Linked DNA regions of Homo sapiens: region 2 is linked to region 1. The links are chromatin loops, found by intact Hi-C in ENCODE. Cell type or tissue: heart right ventricle. All regions are shown on one strand. Links, peaks and the distances in the headings refer to the core of each region. The heading gives the core; the rest is flanking DNA.

What was found. Peaks named below come from ENCODE experiments on the same cell type or tissue, not always from the same donor. Only the 100,000 strongest peaks of a DNase experiment are listed, where the experiment ranks them.
Region 2: a loop joins it to region 1, with 2.0 times the contacts of the local background. A loop is called at or near these places in 7 of 110 quality-filtered maps.

Annotation. Positions count from the first base shown.
Region 1 is chr11:122,169,290-122,179,739 of GRCh38, forward strand. All of the region lies in intron 3 of MIR100HG (mir-100-let-7a-2-mir-125b-1 cluster host gene), which reads right to left. Among named protein-coding and RNA genes, the nearest start is that of MIR100, 22 kb to the left of the region's middle. In heart right ventricle, for the core only: no CTCF peak of the experiment used is centred there; no DNase peak of the experiment used is centred there.
Region 2 is chr11:122,111,321-122,121,770 of GRCh38, forward strand. It overlaps BLID (BH3-like motif containing, cell death inducer), which reads right to left and starts at 4,895. Exons shown (of 1, transcript NM_001001786.3): 1 at 4,020-4,895. The coding sequence starts at 4,602. The coding sequence ends at 4,276. All of the region lies in intron 4 of MIR100HG (mir-100-let-7a-2-mir-125b-1 cluster host gene), which reads right to left. In heart right ventricle, for the core only: a CTCF peak has its summit at 4,469; a DNase peak (open chromatin) is centred at 4,460.

The sequences.
Region 1 (10,450 bases), core at 1,115-9,114:
TATTGGAACAATGCAAAGAAATAGCATGTGACAGTGCCTAGCCTTGTGCCCAAGATGGATTGAGATTTCAGTCAATATTGAAAAGAAAACACACTTCATTTAGCCATGGCATAGAAGGTAATTGCCCCTTGAGCCCTGCCTTGCCTTTGCCGGTGAGCCTGACAAAATAAAGTGGTGATTTAGGACTATTTAAAGGGCCATGCCCTTGAAAATCTCAAATTGTTTTAATTCTAGAGTTTCTATGTTATTCAACTGTGCTCCATATTCTTTTAGAAATTAAAAGCAAATCACAAACCTTATTATAAGTCCTTTTATCAAAAGCTGGAGTCTAAAGACTCAGAGACACATTGAAATGTATCTTATAAGGGAAGGCCAAAATTATTGATGCTAACACAGGGTAGTGATTTTGGGCTAATGAATTACTAGGGTCTAGAACCCTGTCTAACACACAGCAAGTACCAAATATGCACTAAATGAACACAAGATTGGATGCTTCTAGCTATTTTAAAAGTGGGAACAGACTTTAAAAAAAAGGTTAATAGAGTATGGATAGTAGAGACGGTGGGGCTAAACTCTAAAATTCACTGGAAATCTTAGGTCACGGTTAAACAAGACATCTGGAAATAAGCTAGTCTACCAATAACCTAGATTGCTGATGCTATTTAAACATTTGTCATAATTCTAGTAAACTCACCGCTATGGTTTGAATGTGTCCTCTCCAAAATTCAGGTGTTGCCAATATGGTAGTATTAAGAGGTAGGGCCTTTAAGAGGTGGTTAGACCATGAAGGGTCCTCTCTCATGAATGGGGTTAAGGCCCTTATAAAAGAGACTTCACGCATCATTCTGCCATGTGGGGACACAGAGGAGGCTGTACCCCTCTGGAGGATGTAGCCTTCACCAGACAACAGAACCCACCAGCACCTTGATCTTGGACCTCCCAGCCTCCAGAAATAGGAAAAATAAATTTCAATTTTTTACAAACTACCCAGTCTGTGGTATTCTGTCATAGCAGCACAAAGAGGCTAAGACACTCAGGTTCTGTCACCTCAACAATACCAAGCTTTTCCTTGAAAAAGTTTCTAAGGGAGAGAGTTAAAATTCCTTAAGTGACAGCCACCATCTTCAGAATTCTTTGGGCCTAAAAAATAGAGTACTAAGAGCCTTTAGATGTGGTTTCCGACTTTCTTACTGTCCCTCTCCTTCCATATTACTCTCTCACTCTCATGTCTCCCACTCATACTCACTCTCATTTTCACCTCTGAGTTAGACATCTTGGCCTGCACCTTCCTTAGACGCAGTCTCACACATTTCTTGTTCACTGCCATGTGCCCATCCCTGGCATACTTTCGGGCATACAGAAGTACACAAAAAATAGTTGTTAAATAAATTACATATTAGCTGAACAAGTCAGGGAGATTTCACATCAGGTAGAAAATCTCATTGTTTTATCTCTAAAAGTATCCCAAGTCATTTGTACTATACTCCACTGTTTCTTTTTGCTAGGCATATATTATGCATTTCATGTACTTATTTGTTCACTAGCCTATGGACTGTGAGAGCCTCATGAATGAGGAAAATATCTTCCTCCTCTGCATCCTCCCACAAAGAGCCACTTCAAGGCTCCACCCACAGTGGTTTGTGATTCACCAAGCATGGCTGACTGACTCAGAACCAACATGATACTTGCAGCCCACTCTGGACCTTCCATGGGAGAAGGGACCACATCTCACTCATCCTGGCACTTAGTCCAGTGCCTGACACACTAAAGACACCCAGTAAATATTGACTGAGGAAGAGAGAGAAGCAGTATGAGTGAATAATACTAAAAAAATCCAAATGTTTCAGCAAAGCCAAACATGAAGCAAAATAAACTAGTGTGCTTCTTCCATTCATTGTATCCTGCATTCATTCAACAAGTATCTACTGAATGACTAGTTTGTGCCAACCATTGTGCTTGGCACCAGTGACTTGCAGATGAATTATATATGAGTGAGAAAACAGGTCTGCATGGAATTTCCACTCTAGCGAGGAAGGTGGATGATACACAAATAATTGCATGTGTGCTAGCATTGTCCATGGGCAATGAGAAAGTACATCTCAGCCAGGTGCGGTGCCTCAAGGCTGTAATCTCAGCCCTTTGGGAGGCTGAACAGGTGGATCATGAGGTCAGCAGATCGAGACCATCCTGGCCAACATGGTGAAACCCCATCTCTACTAAAATATAAAAAATTAGCTGTGCGTGGGGGCCTACGCCTGTAGTCCCAGCTACTTGGGAGGCTGAGGCAGGGGAATCGCTTGAACCAGAAAGGTAGAGGTTGCAGTGAGCTGAGATAGTGCCATTGCACTCCAGCCTGGCAAAGAACAAGATCCCGTCTCAAATAAAAAAAAAAGAAAAGAGAAAGTACTTCTCTTGTAGAAGTGTTGAGGAAGCACAAAGGAGGCAGGTGAGCAGGGAGAGATGAGGAAAGGAGGAAAGAGGAGACTAAAAATTCTTCAACAAAATTCATCTGCCTCTGCAACAAGGAACTTCTTTTTTTTATTTTATTATTATTATACTTTAAGTTTTAGGGTACATGTGCATAATGTGCAGGTTAGTTACATATGTATACATGTGCCATGCTGGTGTGCTGCACGCATTAACTCGTCATTTCGCATTAGGTATATCTCCCAATGCTATCCCTCCCCTCTCCCCCCACCCCACAACAGCCCCCAGAGTGTGATGTTCCCCTTCCTGTGTCCACGTGTTCTCATTCTTCAATTCCCACCTATGAGTGAGAACATGCAGTGTTTGGTTTTTTGTTCTTACGATAGTTTACTGAGAATGATGATTTCCAATTTCATCCATGTCCCTACAAAGGACATGAACTCATCATTTTTTATGGCTGCATAGTATTCTATGGTGTATATGTGCCATATTTTCTTAATCCAGTCTACCATTTTTGGACATTTGGGTTGGTTCCAAGTCTTTGCTATTGTGAATAGTGCCGCAATAAACATATGTGTGCATGTGTCTTTATAGCAGAACTTCTTATAAAGACAAATGTGCTCAGTACATCAGTCACTCCTTAAACTTATGGCTTAGTGTGACGGCAAATTGTGATATAGCAAACAGATATATTTTATGCATTAGCAATATTGACATGCATCAGCCAAAAAAACCCAACATTCCCATTTGATTGACTCATTTGACAGATTCAAATGCCTGTGCTCAAGTGTAGTCTGGGCTCCCTGACCTTGGTACTAACACACGAGATGTTTCAGTATGTTTCAGCAAGTTGTTAGAAGTGGTCAGATTTTGTTTAACTTAGTTTTCACAGAGATATCTGTTGCCTTGCACTTGGCAGTCAGTGTAGTATTTTTCACCAGGGATTCAATCTCAGTGGGAAAGAGTAGCAGGGATAGAGGATGAGGAGGAAAGGCATCTGGGAAATTTTCAAGGTAGAAGCACAGGAATTTAAACACTAAATAAACTACTTGAAAAAGGAACCCAGAAGTGAGTTACAACATTGTTTTAGAATAAACTCAAGCTCAAGTGCAACTACTTTAAACATCAAGATGAATAAAAGGAAAACCAAGGAGTTCCAGTATTTGGCCATACACAACCCTTTGATCTGGCTCTGACAAATCGTCTCTGTTCCAGATTTTTACCTCCCATAACCATACTGGCCTGCCCTATACCAGAAGTGAAGTCATGGACCCTGATCTCTAACATAGGACCTTTGTATTTGCATTAGCAGGAAAGATGGGGGAAGACTCAAGCTTACATATGTGGAGAAAAAATGAGTGTCCCCCTGTATTGGCCTGTATACAAAAGGAGTGCATGGAAGCAAGAAAATAAATCTTCAAACAGAATATTTCTTATCACCAAGCATGTCCTTTTATCCAGGTTCTCAGAATTTTCTTTTGGTCCTAAGGAGTTACCATGTAGAAATACAGAGGCAGACAGCCAAGGGCTGCAAACAGTCCTACCACCTAGGTGGAAGCTCTGGATAAGTTGCTTAACTTCCTCATAATCAGTTTTTTCCATCTAAGACATGTTGAGTTGGAGAGTACATAAAGTCACCTGGCACCTATAGATGTCTAATAAATATGGATTACTTTTTCTCATTCCCTAACAGAAATACCAGGTAAGAACCAAGGTTGCGTTTGCTTAAATGTTTTTGTAAAACAAGGAGGGTTAATGAGCAGTATAAGCAAGGATACGAGGAACACACCTGAAATACAGTATTGAGTAACCGAAGGTGAATACAGGACTCTTAGAGCAATACAGGAAAGAAAAACGGCACTGTTCCTTTGGGAGATAAATTCTTTGTTTCATTCTCTTTTGCTCTTGTGACCTTCCTGTTTCTATGGTCCTTGCACATGCCCACTTGCTTCTGAATGCCCCAATGCCCAAGGCTCAGTGACACCTCATGAAGAATTTGGCTGCTGTAGGGAGCTATATCCCAGCCACGCTGCTATCCTTCCACCCTAACTTCTCAGGCGAGTCCTCCCACTGGGACAACAGGCTCTTGAAACTTCTTGCAGCACATGCTGTTGCCCTTACTTGGTTGGACGCCCCTGAGTCAGGCAGGCCCATACCATTCTAATTTTGCTTGTTATTTCTTTTATGAAATCCAAGATTGAGATAAAGAGGGAAGGGTGCACATCCACAAGACTGCTGTGGCCTCCTAAAGAATTGTTCTATCTGAACGAATGTAATGAGAAAACTGCTAAGAAACTAAATGGCAATTCACACACTCACAAAGGTTCACTCAAAAGTCTTACATCCATAGTCTGTAAAATTTCTATTTGTCATAGAAAACAAACATAGAAGGCACTTTCTTTTAGTGGTTTTTCAGTTAACTGAGCTTCCAAAATATTATGTTCATCAACACGTTACACAGAGGACTATTGTATTTTCCTTATGGGCATAACATAAATAAAATATAAATAATAAGTTATTTACATTGTAATATAAATATCCATCTAACAAACATTTATTTTGTTTGTTTTTATTATTATTATTATAACCTTCTGTGGTTAAGCAATGAGCTAGATGAACAGAAATGCATACATGGAAGAAATTTTTATATTCTCTTGAATAGTATTTATTGATATAGTTTAGATACAGATTTCATGAATATACAGTGAAATATCCTGCCACATTTTTCAAGTGCATCACATTTAGCTTTCATAATATTTTTATAAACATAACATTTTCACCCTTAGTGCATTCTTTCTTCAAATTATTTTTGGCCAATCCCACCAAACTGCCATCTCTAGCTTTAAAAAAAAAAAGTGGGATTCCCCATTTAAGATGATGCTACACTTGCTATGGAAATATTGATTCTAAAAAGAAGGACTGAGATCAGGTAGTGTTGGACTCAAATGCCAAATAGAAGAGAAGCACATTAACGCCAGGATGATGAGTGTCCTCACATAAGGCCATCCTTTCTTATAGTTTCCAAGGTAAGTCATGTTTGCAGGGGTCTTTGGAGAGAAGAATGAGGAATAAGAATAAGAATGGAGAAGAGAAAGACAAGTAAGGTAGGAAAAATGTCTGTAGCTAAAATACACATTACATATCATTAATAAATTTTAAAAATTATTAAAACATGTTCATTTCAAAGAAAAGTAACACTTGTTAATAGGGTGCTGGGAGTCTAACACGAATTATTATTTGCCCATAGGAAGTAGGCTTAAAGATGAGAATATGGCATCTCAGAATATGAGATAACATATTCTCAAAGTGGTGATTAAATCATATATTACTGCTCAGTCTTAAAAAAAAAAATGAAATCATGTCTTTTGCAGCAACATGGATGGAACCGAATGCCATTGTCCTAAGGGAAATAACCTCGAACTAGAAAGTCAAATACCACATATTCTCATTTATAAGTGGGAGCTAAGCAATGGGCACACACAGACATACAGAGTGGAAAAATAGACATTGGAGACTCCAAAAGGTGGGAGAGTGGGAGAAGAGTGACGGTTGAAAAATTCCCTGTTAAGTACAATGTTCACTATTTGGGTGATGGGTTCACCAAAAGCCCAGACTTTACCACTGTGCAATAGATGCATGTAAGAAATTTGCACTTATACCCCCTAAATCTGTAAAAACACTTTAAAAGAGTTGTGGTTAAAATATGTTGATACTTATGAGGAATCTCATAATGACTCAGTGAATAGACAAAGGCAGGAAAAAGTTAAAAATGCAGAAGGGAAGAAGACACACGGCACTGGCCATCAGTCCACATGCTCTGGGGACATGAGTTCCATGGGGCTCCCACCACTATTAGCTACTGGTTTTTGAATACTTCTCAAATGCCCGGTGCATTGCACGATTTACATATATTCTCATTTAATTCTCAATGGCATAATGAGGTGGGTAATATTTTCCCCATTTTAATCAATTTTCTAAATAAGGATGTGAGACATAGAGAAGTGGCATGTCTAAGCTCACATACTCAGGAAAGGTAGAGGCAGGGTCTAAGCCAGGACCCAAGCTTGCCTTGTGTTGCTTACCTCTGATCAGTTTCAATCCAAAATTCAAAGTGGGAAATCTAGTTGTAAGGAAACAAGGGTTGCTTCAGAATATTTTCTCCATCTACAGTAGTGACTCTTATTATTCATTGGGTCTCAGACTCCTATAACAATTTTATAAAAGTGGTAGACCCTCTCCTTAGAGAGAGGCATATATGTTCATAATTGTGTGCATGTGTACTTTTCAGGGATTTCAAAACTCTTCAAAACCAAGGCTAAGAAACTGCGAACTAAAAGTTGCCACTAAAAAGGGACCTAGATCACAGATAGAACCTGACCGGGATGAGTGCACAGAAATGTCTCCTTGGCCAACCCAACCCAGTTGGTGCAAATCCTCTAGTGTAAGCAACTCTTTACAAGCATAGAATTGACCCTTAATAGGACTAGTCATGATGGACAGAGATCCCCAATGATAAAGGTATTCACAAAGAACACAGGTTACAACCCAATTCTTGAGGGACCCTTGAGTGAGCCAGATGCAGTGTGCAAGGGAGAAGGAAGAACGTTGCTAGAATGAATGTCAACTTTACAGTTGGGCTGTGCCTCTTGGTCATGACCTTGAGGCTCGGAGAATTGGCTCAGACAGTTCTGAACAGAGTAGCCATTTTACAGACAGCCCACAGCCCAGCAGGTCACCGCTCTCTAACTCTGCCATCATGACACCGCCATCTGCAGCCACTGAGCTGAGATTTCTCAAGACCAAATTTATCACGCCCGAGATTCCATTCTTACATAAGAATCACCTGTTGCTGATGCATAAATTTCGGCACCTAGCAGAGCCAAGGGTAATCAGGATTTAAAAGGAAGAGGCCTGAATAAATTCAAGCAGATTTCCTCTCTGTGGGACTGAGTCTTGAAAAACCTTTGTGCCCTCATCTGCCCCTCAACAGAGACTGTCATTTTTCTACTTTCTGTCTGCATCACTATTGTCGAGGGAATGATGCTCTCAGAGCCACAGGCAATCTGTCTTCTTGGAGGTTCTGTTCCAGCTCTGACCTCGGTTTGTTGCAGTTTATGTCTCTTCTCACAAGTTTCAGCTTGCTCTCATCACCAGCTAAATTAACCATAAAGCAAAACCTTGACTCACATTACTGAAGCCTCAGAGAAATTGGTAGAAGCCCGGAGTGATGCATCACTATATCAAATAAAGCACTTTGGATCAATGAGAAGATTCCCTTGTCTTGAAACCTTGGAATGAATGTACAGGTGTGCTAGATGACAGCAAAGAAAATGCCATTTGAAAGCATTGGAAGGAAGGAGAGTTGTCTAAGAAGTGGTGGGATAGGGACAACACTGGATGGTGGGAAGCATCTAGGAAGGAGGGTATTTCCGAAACTAAAAAAGGGCCAAGGCCAAGAAAATCACCTACAGTTCTATTCAGTGAAATGTGGGGAAATTAAATTAGGGTTAACAAATATCTGAGAAGGTCTGCATCTGTGACCTTGGGCAAATAGTTTCCTTCTCTGGGTTTCCATCTGTAAAATGCAGGAACAGAATGGAGGCTTCTTCCAGCACTAGCATGCCAGGATGGAAGGTAGAAGAAAAGGCCTTTGAAGCCAACATAATTACTCCTCTGTCCAGAGAAATATAAACAACAATAACTCCAACAGCCTTCAGCTCTGCTTTTGAATGAGTTCTTTGCTTCTGCCTGAGAGGTAAAGTAGTTCATTCCTTGGGGAAAAGTTGAATGTGGAATGCTAGGCCATGCCCTTCTCACTTTGGTTTCATTATGTTATTTCGAATTATTAATACAAAGAACATTCAATGTAAGTTAACAAGGCTTTACTGAGTACCATGTATCCAGGCCTGCAGTTGGTCCTCTAGGGTAGATGAAGAAAGAGTGTGGGACAAGTTCAGGGTCTTCAATTCCCTTAATCTCCCTTAACAGAGGTTTGCATGTCCCATTTCAAAAGCCAAGCACAAAATCAGCAAAAATGAGGCTAATTGTTTAAATACATCTTACTTCTCTGTATTTACATAAGCAATTGAATTGAATGAAATTTGCTAATTTTGATGCTCTTACTAATACATACTGCATATGTGTTTCGTATCTTTGTTGTGTATGTCTATGAGAAGCCTCACTTTGGCATTTATAGGGTGTGCATTGGCTTGATTCTAGTCAGATGCCTCTGGGTGAAACAGAAATAAAAGTCAATCAACAAACTTTTGACTTTTCAAGCAAACACATGCTTATACATTTTGAAGTTCCACTGAAGTGCAATCTCTGTATGACGTGAAAGCAAACTAAATGAATCATTTTGTGGAAACTACTCTAATTCCTGAGTATGCACATTGGTTAATATTTTTGCATATCTCTGGAACACCAATGCTGCTTCATATTAATTACTGGCAATGTACTATTATTCTTTAATGAGTACTTATTTTTTGATACCAAGTAGATGATCAATTATGACACCTTCCTCAGACTCTTGTCTTCCTTTGAGGTTTTCTAAAACCAATCAATCAATTTGTTGTAAATGGCAATCACATCCAAAATATGCCTTGGGTACAAAACAGAACTTTTCAAGAAGTTAAGATGATCCAAATGAGGTTTTTCCAATGCAAATTATCGTCATGACCACCTGAAAGTACTTTTCTTAAATGTTCTCTATAAATACTCCTGTGTACTTTCAATTACATGTATGTAAACACGTAAGGATGATATAAACCATGATTCCAGTTACATATTTCTAAGCACCAAGAATGAGGCACCAAGAATTAAGGTGCATTATTCTTACTTAAGAACTAATGTACTATAATATACCATATTGCTATGTTTTTCTTCCAATACCCCAAAGCACTATTTTTGGAACTTGGGTGTTCAGAATTGAGCTGATTATTATATTCTTCGGTTCATGAAATGTCAAAGCACTTTTATTCTGCTGCCCGTATGGTGAACACAGTAAGAAAAGAGAGGCAGGTATTTAGGGTGACCAACTATCCTAGTTTTCCCCAGGACTGAGAGGCTTTTGGGACATAGCACTTGCCATGGGAGTGGCCAAGGCAAATAAGGGACAAGTTGGCCATCCTGCAGGTATTATCATTCCCGTTTATAATTGGAGAAACAAACGTACAGAGAAGCAGAATGTGTTGCCCAGCTTACCCAGGAAGTGAGAAGCAGATGTGGGACTGAGTCCTATGTGTTCTAACGACAGCCAGTTCACAACTACACAGATCAGTACTACTTCTTCTGCACCTTACTTTCTCCTTGAACTTTAAGAAAACCCACGTTGTCTTTGCCTTTTTGTGTGCTACCCTTCCAAAAGTGCTAGGTTGAATACCATGGGCAGTACTGAATGGGGCCCTTTGTCTATGCTGCAAATTACTCAGGAGAAACAACATTGCCACTTTGTGTTTTAGAGAGAGGAATGAGACGTTATAATTATCACAGCGCTCTAAAGCAGAGGAAGCACTAGTACAAGTTCTGTCTACCCACCAATTATCTGTTAAGACCACTAAGATATCTGGTCTTGACTGGGCCAGATGTATAATTTCATGAAACAAATCAACCTAAATGAACCTCAGGAAAAATGGCCAGGTAACCACCTTTTGAACCACTATACGCTGACAGCTAACATTTACTGAAGGCTTACAGTGTGCTGGGCGCTGTGCTTAGAGCTTTATAGGGATTAATTCAATTAAGGCTCACAACAATAATTCCATGAATTTGCAATTATTGTTCCCATTTCACATGTAAGAAAAAGGAGGCTGAGAGAGGTTAAGTAATTCACCAAAGCCCACACAGCTGATACAGGTTGGAACTTGGATTTAACCCCAAGCAGTCTGACTCCAAAACAAGTGCTTTTAGCCACCCAGTACATCACTTTTAATAAAAACAACCAAACAATGTTTAATCTGTCCAAACAGTGTTCTGACTTCCAATCACTGAGGCAGTTTATTAGGGTAGATCCAAAACTAGCTAG
Region 2 (10,450 bases), core at 872-8,871, 58 kb before region 1:
TTTGGGTGCTTCTAATAAATAGTTAGGAGTCTACCTGTCAATGTCTTTTAACGTTATTTTTATTCCTTTTAGAGATGAGGTCTCACTGCCCAGGTCTGAGTGCAGTGGCATGATCCCAGCTCACTGCAGCCTCGAACTCCTGGGCTCAAGTGATCCTCCTGCCTCAGTCTCCTAAGTAGCTGGGACTACAGGTGAGCACCATCATGTCTGTCTCTTAATGCGTTTTTAAAAACAAAGGAAACAGATAAAACAGATTGGAGAACCAAACTACAGGAGGAAATAACTGATGACCAGCATGTTCACTTCAATTACTCGACATATGCATATATCTCTGAGCCCCAGTGCCTTGCTTTCCACAGAGCAGTAAGAATTATTTGAAGTACCGGTAAATTAGCCTTGTTAAGGAAATTCATGAAGAACTGGTGAAGTAGCTAGTCTGGCGGTGGGCATGGAAGGGAGGGAAGAATTCGACATGTTATTTCTCTTCTGCTAAAAACAGGGAGTGTTTGGGAGGCCAAGGCGGGTGGATCACCTGAGGTCAGGAGTTCGAGACCAGCCTGGCCATCATGGCAAAACCCCGTCTCTACTAAAAAATACAAAAATTAGCTGGGTGCGATGGCAGGTGCCTATAATCCCACCTACTCGGGAGGCTGAGGCAGGAGAATCGCTTGAACCTGGAAGGCGGAGGTTACAGTGAGCCGAGATTGTGCCACTGCACTCCAGCCTGGCAGACAGAGCAAGATTCTGTCTCAAACAAAACAAAACAAAACAAAAACAACAACAACCAAAAAAAAAAAAAAAACAGGGAGCGCTTAACCTAGAAAATACCAATGCATAAAATGAACTTCTCTGCCCTGATAATAAAGGGGGCAGGGGAATAAAAGCAGAAGAATTATCACATGATCTACTCAGTATTTTTTGACTGCTTTCAGTGATCTCAGTCTCCCCTTCCTCAGCACCCCGTCAGCACTGTAAGCACACCATGCACAGGACATGTTGCACTATGATTGTAATTAAGACACGGAGAGATATATCTCCCTATATCTCTAGCCCATTATAGAATGACTGGCACACAGTAAGCTCTCAGTAAATATGGAATATAAAATGAGTGGGTCAATGTGAAGATAAAATTTAAGAGCTATAAGATGAAGTGCAAGCACAACCATGTCCAAAATAAGGAAAAGTGAGAGCTCAATTAGATCTAGATTCTGGGCTGGGTCTAATGGGACAGGAAGGGGTAAAAAAGAGTGTTCAGTATGAATCTTCCATCCTTCATGAAGATGCTAAAGTCCTGACACTGAGTTATGCACACAGAGTTGGAATCTGGCCCTGGGGAAAACCAAAGGCTGACATATCCTTGTCTGGTCTGCTTACTTCGACTTCATTTTCTATTTCTGGTTATAGTGGTCCCAAGACACACGACCCAATGGAAGGAATATAGAACTGCAAGTTAAGAGACATAGGTTCTCCACTTAGCTTTGTCACAGTGACCTTGGACAAGACATTTCACCTCTCAGATCCTTAGCTGCCTCAACTATAAAATGAGAGGATTACACTAGATGAACTTTCAAGTTCCCTCCAGGGAAATTCTAGAATTGCATAGTTCCTCTCTCTGTCTAGATTCCATTCTCTTACAAGAATATTTTCTTAACAGCTACGATTTAGATGGAATTTGGATTTAGAAAATAAATACAGCATCTTAGCTGATGTTGAAGAAAAAATAGAGTCTGAATATACACAATGGGAGAAGGGAGATGTGAAGAGTCTCAGCACAGTGAAATTCATCATAGCAGATTGGGTCATGAAAAGGGGATTCCCATTTAGCTATCTACACATCTCCCGATGCTTGATGAAACCAAGAAAATTTGACAAGGTTTTTGGGCAACAAGAAAGCATGTTGTTGTGAAGGGACAAGAATTATTCATCCCATTTCATAGAAAGGAAAACTGAAGCCCAGGAAAGATAGATAACTCATTCAAGACCACACTGTGATGGCGAAGCCAACTTCCCACCCAATTATGTTGTCTGAATTTGTCAACAAAGAAATCACCACTGCTTCCAATGAGCATGGTGCCACAGCCCAATAAAACTGGGCAGCCCCAGAGCCAGCTTCAGTCTCATGACCTCTGCTGCAATCAGACCTGCTCAAAATTTCTGTAATGTTTATTGCTAGAAAAAGTAACTGCATGAATGACCCATAGAGGCTCTTTAGAAGATTTCCTGCGGTCAAGATGCTTTCGCTGGCCTTGGGTCAAGAAATCCGGTTTCCATTCCATTGTCTGTCACTTGAGGCTCTTGCATATTAATTTCCTTCTCTAGTCATCAAAAAACTTTTGAGAGAAACTTATAAAATGTAAAACGATCCCAGATCAATATATATGAAATATTATTCGAAGAGTTTTGTCTGGCGTTACCAATTATCTGAAGAAATTATTCTTATCTACTTTTTAAATCACACAAAGACACACACGCACACACATATATAATACATATAATTTATATTTAAATGTTTATAATAGTGTATATACACACACATAGACACTGTTCTTATAAAAATTATATATATGTGTATGTGTATGTATAATGTGTATGTGTGTATATATATGTCTATATGTATATGATAGATAAGTATGTATTTATATCTCTTCCAGTCTAGCTGGGAAATCTGTTTCACAATCAACTGCTGCTCTGTTCTCGGACTTGATATATAGCCAAGCAAGCCATTCTCGATTAACACTGCTCCCTCCTGGGGAAAGTCACAGAATAACTTTATTGATTTCTCTTTACCCTTCTCCACATTTCTCTGCTGAAATGTTGTCTTAACTCTTCAATGCAAAAGCAAAAGGAAGTGAAAATGAAAATAAAGAGCTTTGCTTCTTTAGGGCAATGTTAATTATATTTTTCTTACTTCCTAAACAAAATTTTCTTCAAACAACAGCATATCCATGAAGGATCTCTATATGGTAAAGAAAAGAGAGGATGACATACTTCCCATGGTTTCTAGACAGCAGATTTCTTTACGCTGAAACCTGTGCTTCACCCACAATGCTGGACTCAGAACTACACGAACCTAAGCGTATTCTCTTATGATTTGGCCAGCCATCTTTGAGAACCGCTAAGACAATTTGGCAAACAGTCCTTCCACTGTTTTCCAACACACTAGAATATAAGGAAAGTTTGTTTCTTGTCAGTTTTTTCTACCTCAAAAGATCCCAGGCATGATTAAGTTTTTGCCTTTTCTTTCTCTTTCTCTTTTCTTTCTTCTACAGAAAATTCTTTACTTTAACAGCTTCAGGATCACTGATGCAATTTAGGAGTTTCTCCGATGCAATTGAGAAATGCAAAAGGGAGGTTCTATAGGCAGGGTCTTTTCTGCCTGGAGCTTTTAAGATCACTGAGGAAAAATAACTCAGATTCTCACTCTTTCTCTCCTCCCAGCTTCTGAGCTGCCCTGCGGGCTCAGTTCTCACTGTGGGTAGGTATGGGTCAGGGTAGTGGAAAGAAAGCAGAGAAGGGGACACTAGAATAGCTTAAAGTAAAAGCTCTGAAACACCTTTTCCATTTCCTTTTCCTTTTTTCCCCACAGATTTAGTTCTACTCACTCTAATAACAGAGTTCATAAAAGATTACTGGAATTTCTATTTCTTTCAGTTCCACAGGTTTTTTTTTTTGTAAAGGGAAAGAAAGGTTAGACTTATTTACAACACAATGACAATCTCTGATTCTTCACTTTAAGCAAATAAAGACGCCTAGTGAAATAAATGGATTGTGTTATTTAAAATTGAAAGCTTATGTGAACCACCACTCAGAAACATGCTTAAAAAATACAGAAAGAAAATGAAAACCCTGTGACTACACAAGATTATTCTGATGCCAAATGCTGAGTGTACAACTAAGTAGAGTAATTGTTAATAATATGACAAGTACCTACTTCCAATGTACAAATGAAATACACTCAAAACTGCAAAGGACAGTGGCACTGTACGCTGCCCTAAGGTTTACCATCACATAGCTTTTTGTTTTTTCATGAATTTGCAAGATTTGTTTTAATTAAATGCCATTTACTTTTAACTAGCCAGTTTATCCTTTTTAAAAATTTTATTGTTTCTCTGCACAATTTGAACCAAATTTGGAAAAGTTATGGGTAAAAGTGGGTAGAAAAGACTGTTAAGAATTGGGTCTTATTGAAATCAAGTTTCCTTCTGTGTTGTGCAGCCTGAATAATGGGCGAAATCTGTCCTAATATCTTGCTGCATCTGTCCTAACTCACTCCTTTTACAGGGCCTCAGCAGAGGAATTGCATAACAATGTAACTTGTATCCTGGTTAAATAGGAAGGTCTCTGAAGCACATGTCCAGGAACATTCCGCTTCATGGCAGAGGAGCCAAGATTGTACCTTTTAAGAGAAAGCACTGTTTCCTTAGGCAACATAGGTTCTTTGTTGGAACCCAAGAGCGCCTCCAGTGGCAGGCGTGCTTTTGCCTCTGGATAAATGGAACTGCCAGAGGCTCGCTCTATCCATCCTGTGTAGAGCACACACTCAGATTCTAGGATCTCAAAGAAATGTATTTCCTGGCCCTCTATAGGCAACAAAGTCACCATAATTTGAAGCTATTATGGAAGAAAGTCCAAAATTTAACTTCCATTCGCTTTATTCAGCAAGTTTTTATAAGGCAGATCTCATATGGACTATGCTTTGCATAAGCACGGTGTTAGATGGGAAGAAAAAAGTGGTGGGATCCTTCCTCCTCTTCCTTTCTTCCCAGCTCCTGCTATTCATGGAATTTCCCTTGATTTCAAGTGGCTACTCACCAAAATCCTCAACTGAAAACAGCTTCCAAGGGGTCATGTACTTATTCAATTCTCTTCTCTCTTTTCTCCAAACACAACATCATCTGACCAAGGTTTGCATGCATAAGCATTGCTAATTAACGATAAGTCTCCACGATGTCCTCCTCTCAGTAAGTTTGACACACAGACCTCAGCGAAGCTGTATGTACTGCCTAAAAGTAGGAAAGATCTCCACGTTGATTTCTGAATTGTAAAAGGCAGGGATATGTTTTGGACTTCTTGTCCCTTACTGTGAACAGACCTAAGAGTACTTACTTTATTTTTTAGAAAGAACCCGGAGCTGCTGATGTCTGAGGGAGTCGTTTCAACAGAGACTAGAATATCGAGAGAGAAAATTGATCCAGCTCTCTTGTCTGGTGCTTATAAAACATGAAAGTATCACCCTCGCCATGGCAGACCACAGGGAATGATCAGTGTGAATTGTTAAGTCCTCTTCTCAGTGATGCTTGCAAGCAATTTCCCTGGGGAAGCAACAAGTTCCTGACCACAGTGTTGTACACAAATAAATAAACAAAATGCTATTACTTTTTGTTCTTCACATTGGGAAAAGTTCAGAAACATCTTGTTTCAATTGATGGGCTGGAATTACAGAAACATTTTAATTTTGTCTTTCCTTGCTAGTTCTGTGCCTGAGATGTATTGGTAAAATGGAACATGAGTCATATTTCTAATTGGGAAAAGCCTGGTAATCATGGGCAACCCAGATCTGGGTGACTTACAGAGTATTTTTGTGTTGAGAGAGAAAAGACACTAAAAGTAGAAGTTTCTTACTTAGCAGCAGCAGAGAGGCTATAAGATTGAATCTGGTGTTTCACATGGCCTGTATCATGGTATAATGAGAAGGAATGTGTCTTGCACAAATTAGCCTATAGACCTTTCTAATCAGGACCAATATGTGACATATACAAAGGCAAGATCAGCTGTAAGGAAGGATTCACTCCTTTACCACCAAGCCATGGAGACTGCTTGAGTCATCATGGCCTTGGTCTCTTGATTTCCCTTATGTTATTTGAGTAGAAACTCAGGCACCAATGATGCCCCCAGTTAACCATAACCATAATGGTAGCATCCAATACCATTTTTAAAAAAGTCAGGGTTGTAGACAAAAGACTGATGTAGACCAGTGGAGAAGACAAGAGGGAGTTATGCAGCCTACTCTGAGAGCAAAGTCTGGTTTGGATCTTCTCTGCTACTTTTGTACATTTCATGCTAGAGGCAGAACAAGTATCCAGGGAACACTTTGGAACTTTCCTAAATTTACAGAGGGGCCTGTAACATTCAATTAGGGGGAACACAGAATGTTCTACTCTAGCAAAATTTATAGGTAGTATAAGAAATTCCATCAAGTGTCTTGTGGAAAACTGAATGCATAAAAGTAAGGATGTGGATAATGGGATCATTCAATATAGATTTCAAACCAAAGTCCGCTGCTTAATAACTCTGAACTTGGGCAGAGTACTTAACCTTACTGAACATCAGATTCTTTATTTGTAAAATGGGGACCATAATATCTTCTTTGCTCAATTATTTGGGGGATTAATGAGGGAAGGAATATAAATTATCACAAGATCTGGTATATAGTAAGAACTTTGCAATGTTTTTTTCCTCTCTTTATTGATGAATGCTTTCCAGATTTCTATTTGGCCTCTTCTCTTTGAGTTTATAGAATACTAATTTTCTGTACTTTGTGGCAAATCTATTCAATTTAACAGTTTTTAAAATTTATTATAATGTGAGACATGGAATATGAAGAATAAATAATGCATACCATTTTTATAAAAGAGACTCATAATCTACTGAGAAAGCTAGAAACATGCTGGGTCACTATACATTAGACAAGGTTAAGTGGAATAATTTGGTTATTTAAACATTTGGGAGAAGGGGTGATCTAATTATATACCAGGCACCATACAAGGTGGCAAAGACCCAAAGATGTATAAGATGCAATTATTGAACTCCAGGGCCCTTAATTTTTTTTCTTTTTCTTTTTTTTTTCTTCTTCTGGTTTTTTTTGTTTGTTTTGTTTTGTTTTGTTTTGTTTTTTATACAAGAGTCTTGCTCTTGTTACCCAGGCTGGAGGTCAGTGGCGCAACCTCAGCTCACTGCAACCTCTGCTTCCCGGGTTCAAGTGATTCTCCTGCCTCAGCCTCCTGAGTAGCTGGGATTACAGGCACCCGCCACCATGCCCAGCTAATTTGTGTATTTTTAGTAGAGACAAGGTTTTACCATGTTGGCCAGGCTGGTCTTGAACTCCTGATCTCAGGTGATCCACCTGCCACGGCCTCCCAAAGTGCAAGGATTACAAGTGTGAGCCACCACGCCCAGCCTAGGCCCTTAATTTAGTACAGGAAGAGACATGTGAACAAACTTCAACAGAAGATGGAGAGAACAAATGATACTGAGTAAAGAAGTAACTCGAAGGACAAGAAATCACTTTTGTTGGTAGTGTCAGGGAAGGTTTCACAGAGGAGAAAATATCTAGGCTAGATATACAAAAATAACTAGGTTAGTAACTTAGATAAAATGGACAAATTCACTGAAAAATACAACCTACTAAAACTGACACAGATATAACAGAAAACCTAAATAGCACTATATTTATTAGGGTAATTCAATTCATTATCTAGACCTTTCCACACAGAAAATTTTAGCTTCAAATGGTATCACTGGTGATTTGAATCAAAATATTCAAGTACAAAATGACACTAGTCTTATAAAATTCTTCAAAAAATAGAGGAACAGGGAATTCTTGACAACTTATTTTTTTTTTATCAAATCAGGCAAAAAAGTTACATAACAATTATAAACCAATATTCTGCATAAGCATAGAGGCAAAAATCCTTAACAAGATTTTAATCAAATCTAACAACATACAAAAAATACATCCTGGCCGGGTGCAGTGGCTCACGCCTGTAATCCCAGCACTTTGGGAGGCCAGGGTGGGCAGATCACAAGCTCAGGAGTTCGAGACCAGCCTGGCCAACATGGTGAAACCCCATCTCTACTAAAAATACAAAAATTAGCCGGGCATGGTGGCGCATGCCTGTAGTCCCAGCTACTCGGGAGGCTGAGGCAGTAGAATTGCTTGAACCCGGGAAGCAGAGGTTGCAGTGAGCTGAGATCACACCACTGCACTCCAGCCTGGGCGACAGATCAAGACTCTGTCTCAATAAAAAATAAAAAAGAAAAAAGAAATACAGCCTGACCAACTAGGGTTTATTCCAGGAATGTAATTTTGGTTTGATATTCAAAAATCAATCAACATACTTGATATTATCAATAAAATAAATGAGAAAACGTATATCATTATTTCAATACATGAAGAAAAACTTTGATAAAATTCAACATCTATTGATGATTTATAAATAAAAAACCCACCTCTCAGCGTATCAGGAACAGAGAGGAATTTTCTCAATCTGATAAAGAACATTCTACAAAAAAATATATTGTTATCTTCATACTTAATGGTGAACTATAATATAATTTTCCCCTAAGATTGAGAACCAAGCAAAGACACCTGCTCTTACCACTTCTATTCAGCATTGCTCTGGCTATCTTAGTCATTGTAACGAAGCAAAAAAAAAAAAAAAAAAAAAAGAGAAAAGCATAAATAGAAAAAGAAGTAAAACTGCCTCTATTTGTAAGCAGCATAATTGTTCATGTAACCAGAACATCTTAAGGGAATCTACATAACAATGACTAGAGCTACTAACTGCATTTAGTAAAATACCAAAATACAGGATTAATACACACAAGTCAATTATATTTTTAAATACTAACAGCAAATAAAGGGAAATAAAATTTAAAAATCCACTTATTAAAAAACATAAAACACTCAGAAATAAATTTTCAAAAATATTAATGTAGTGAGTTGCATTGGGTCCCCCAAAAGATATGTCTACCTGGAACTTAGAATGTGATCTTTTTTTGGGAATAAAATGTTTTTGCACATGTAATTAAGGTAAAGGTCTTATCTTGAATAAGGATGGGCCCTAAATCTAATGACACTGTTCGTATAGGAGACAGAAAAGGAGACACTGAAACGCAGAAGAAGAAGATCATGTGAGCATGTGAAGCGAGAGGCAAAGATTGTAGTGATGTGCCTACAAGCTGAGGAATGTCAAGGATTGCTGACAACACCCGAAGTTAGGAGAGAGGCACGGAATAGATTCTCCCTCAGAGCTTCCAGAAAGAATCAGCCCAGCCCACACTTTGATTTCGGACTTTTGGCTTCTTAAACTAAGGAATAAATTTCTGTTGTTTTTAAACAACCCATATTGTAGTAATTTGTTACAATAGCCCTAAGGAACTAATAAAATGTATAAGACCTTTGCAGTGAAAATGTCAAACTGTTGCTGGGGGAAGTTTTAAAAGGTCTGAAGAAATGCAGAGATATACCAGGCTCATAGACTGAAAGACTCCAGTATTATTAAGATGTTAATTCTTCTCACATTGGGCCATAAATTCAAAGCAATCCCAATCAAAATTTCAGCATATATTTTTGCTGTTGTTGAAGAAATGGACAAGTTAATTCTAAAATTTGCATGGAAACACAGTTTCCAGAATTTTCAAAGTAATTCAAAAAGAATGGAGGATTTATACTACTTTATTGCAAGATTCACTATATAGGCACAATAACAAAGACAGCGTGGTGTTAAAGAGAGAATAGACAAGCAGATCAATGGAACAGAAAAGAGTCGAAAATAGACCCACACTTACGTGGTCAATGGATTTTTTTTTTTGGACAAAAATGCCAAGGAAACTCAATGGGGGTGGAGGGAAGTCATTTCAACAAATGGTGTTAGAACAATTAAATGACTATATAGAAAAGAATTAATCCTGATCCTTACCTGATACCATACACAAAAATTAACTCAAGTTAATAATGAACATTGATGTAAAAGCTAAAGTTCTAAATCCTTTAGAGAAAAACATAGAAGAAAATCTTCACAACTTTGAGGATAGGCAAAGATAACAAAGATAAGATACCAAAACAAAGAACTATAAGAAAAAAATGGTAAATTGGACTTGCTGAAAATTTAAAACTTTTGCCCTTTGAAAGTCACTACTAAGAAAAAATACACAACAGGAATTGAGAGAAAATATTTGTAATACATACAATATGACAGACATATTTTGTATATATAAAGGTCTCTTAAAACTCAATAATAAGATAAATAGCATACTAAAAAAGAAAAAGATTCAGACAAACACTTCACAGAAGAAGATCTACAAATGGTCAATACATACATAAAAAGATCCTCAAAATCATTAGCCATCAGGGAAATGAAAATTAAAGTCACAATGAGAAATGACTACACACCTATTCCAATGACTAAGATAGAATAGACTGACAACTGAAAGTTGAAGATACTGGAACTCACATATGATCTTATGGGAACATAAAATGGTAAACAATTTTGGACAACTGGCAGTTCCTTACAAAATTAAATATACATGTAACACATGACCCAATAATCTCCTAGAGTTTACTAAAGAGAAATGAAAATATATGTACACAGAAAGACTTGTACACAAATGTTGATAGCTTATCAAAAAACTGGAAACAACCCAATGTCCACCAACTGGTGAATGGATA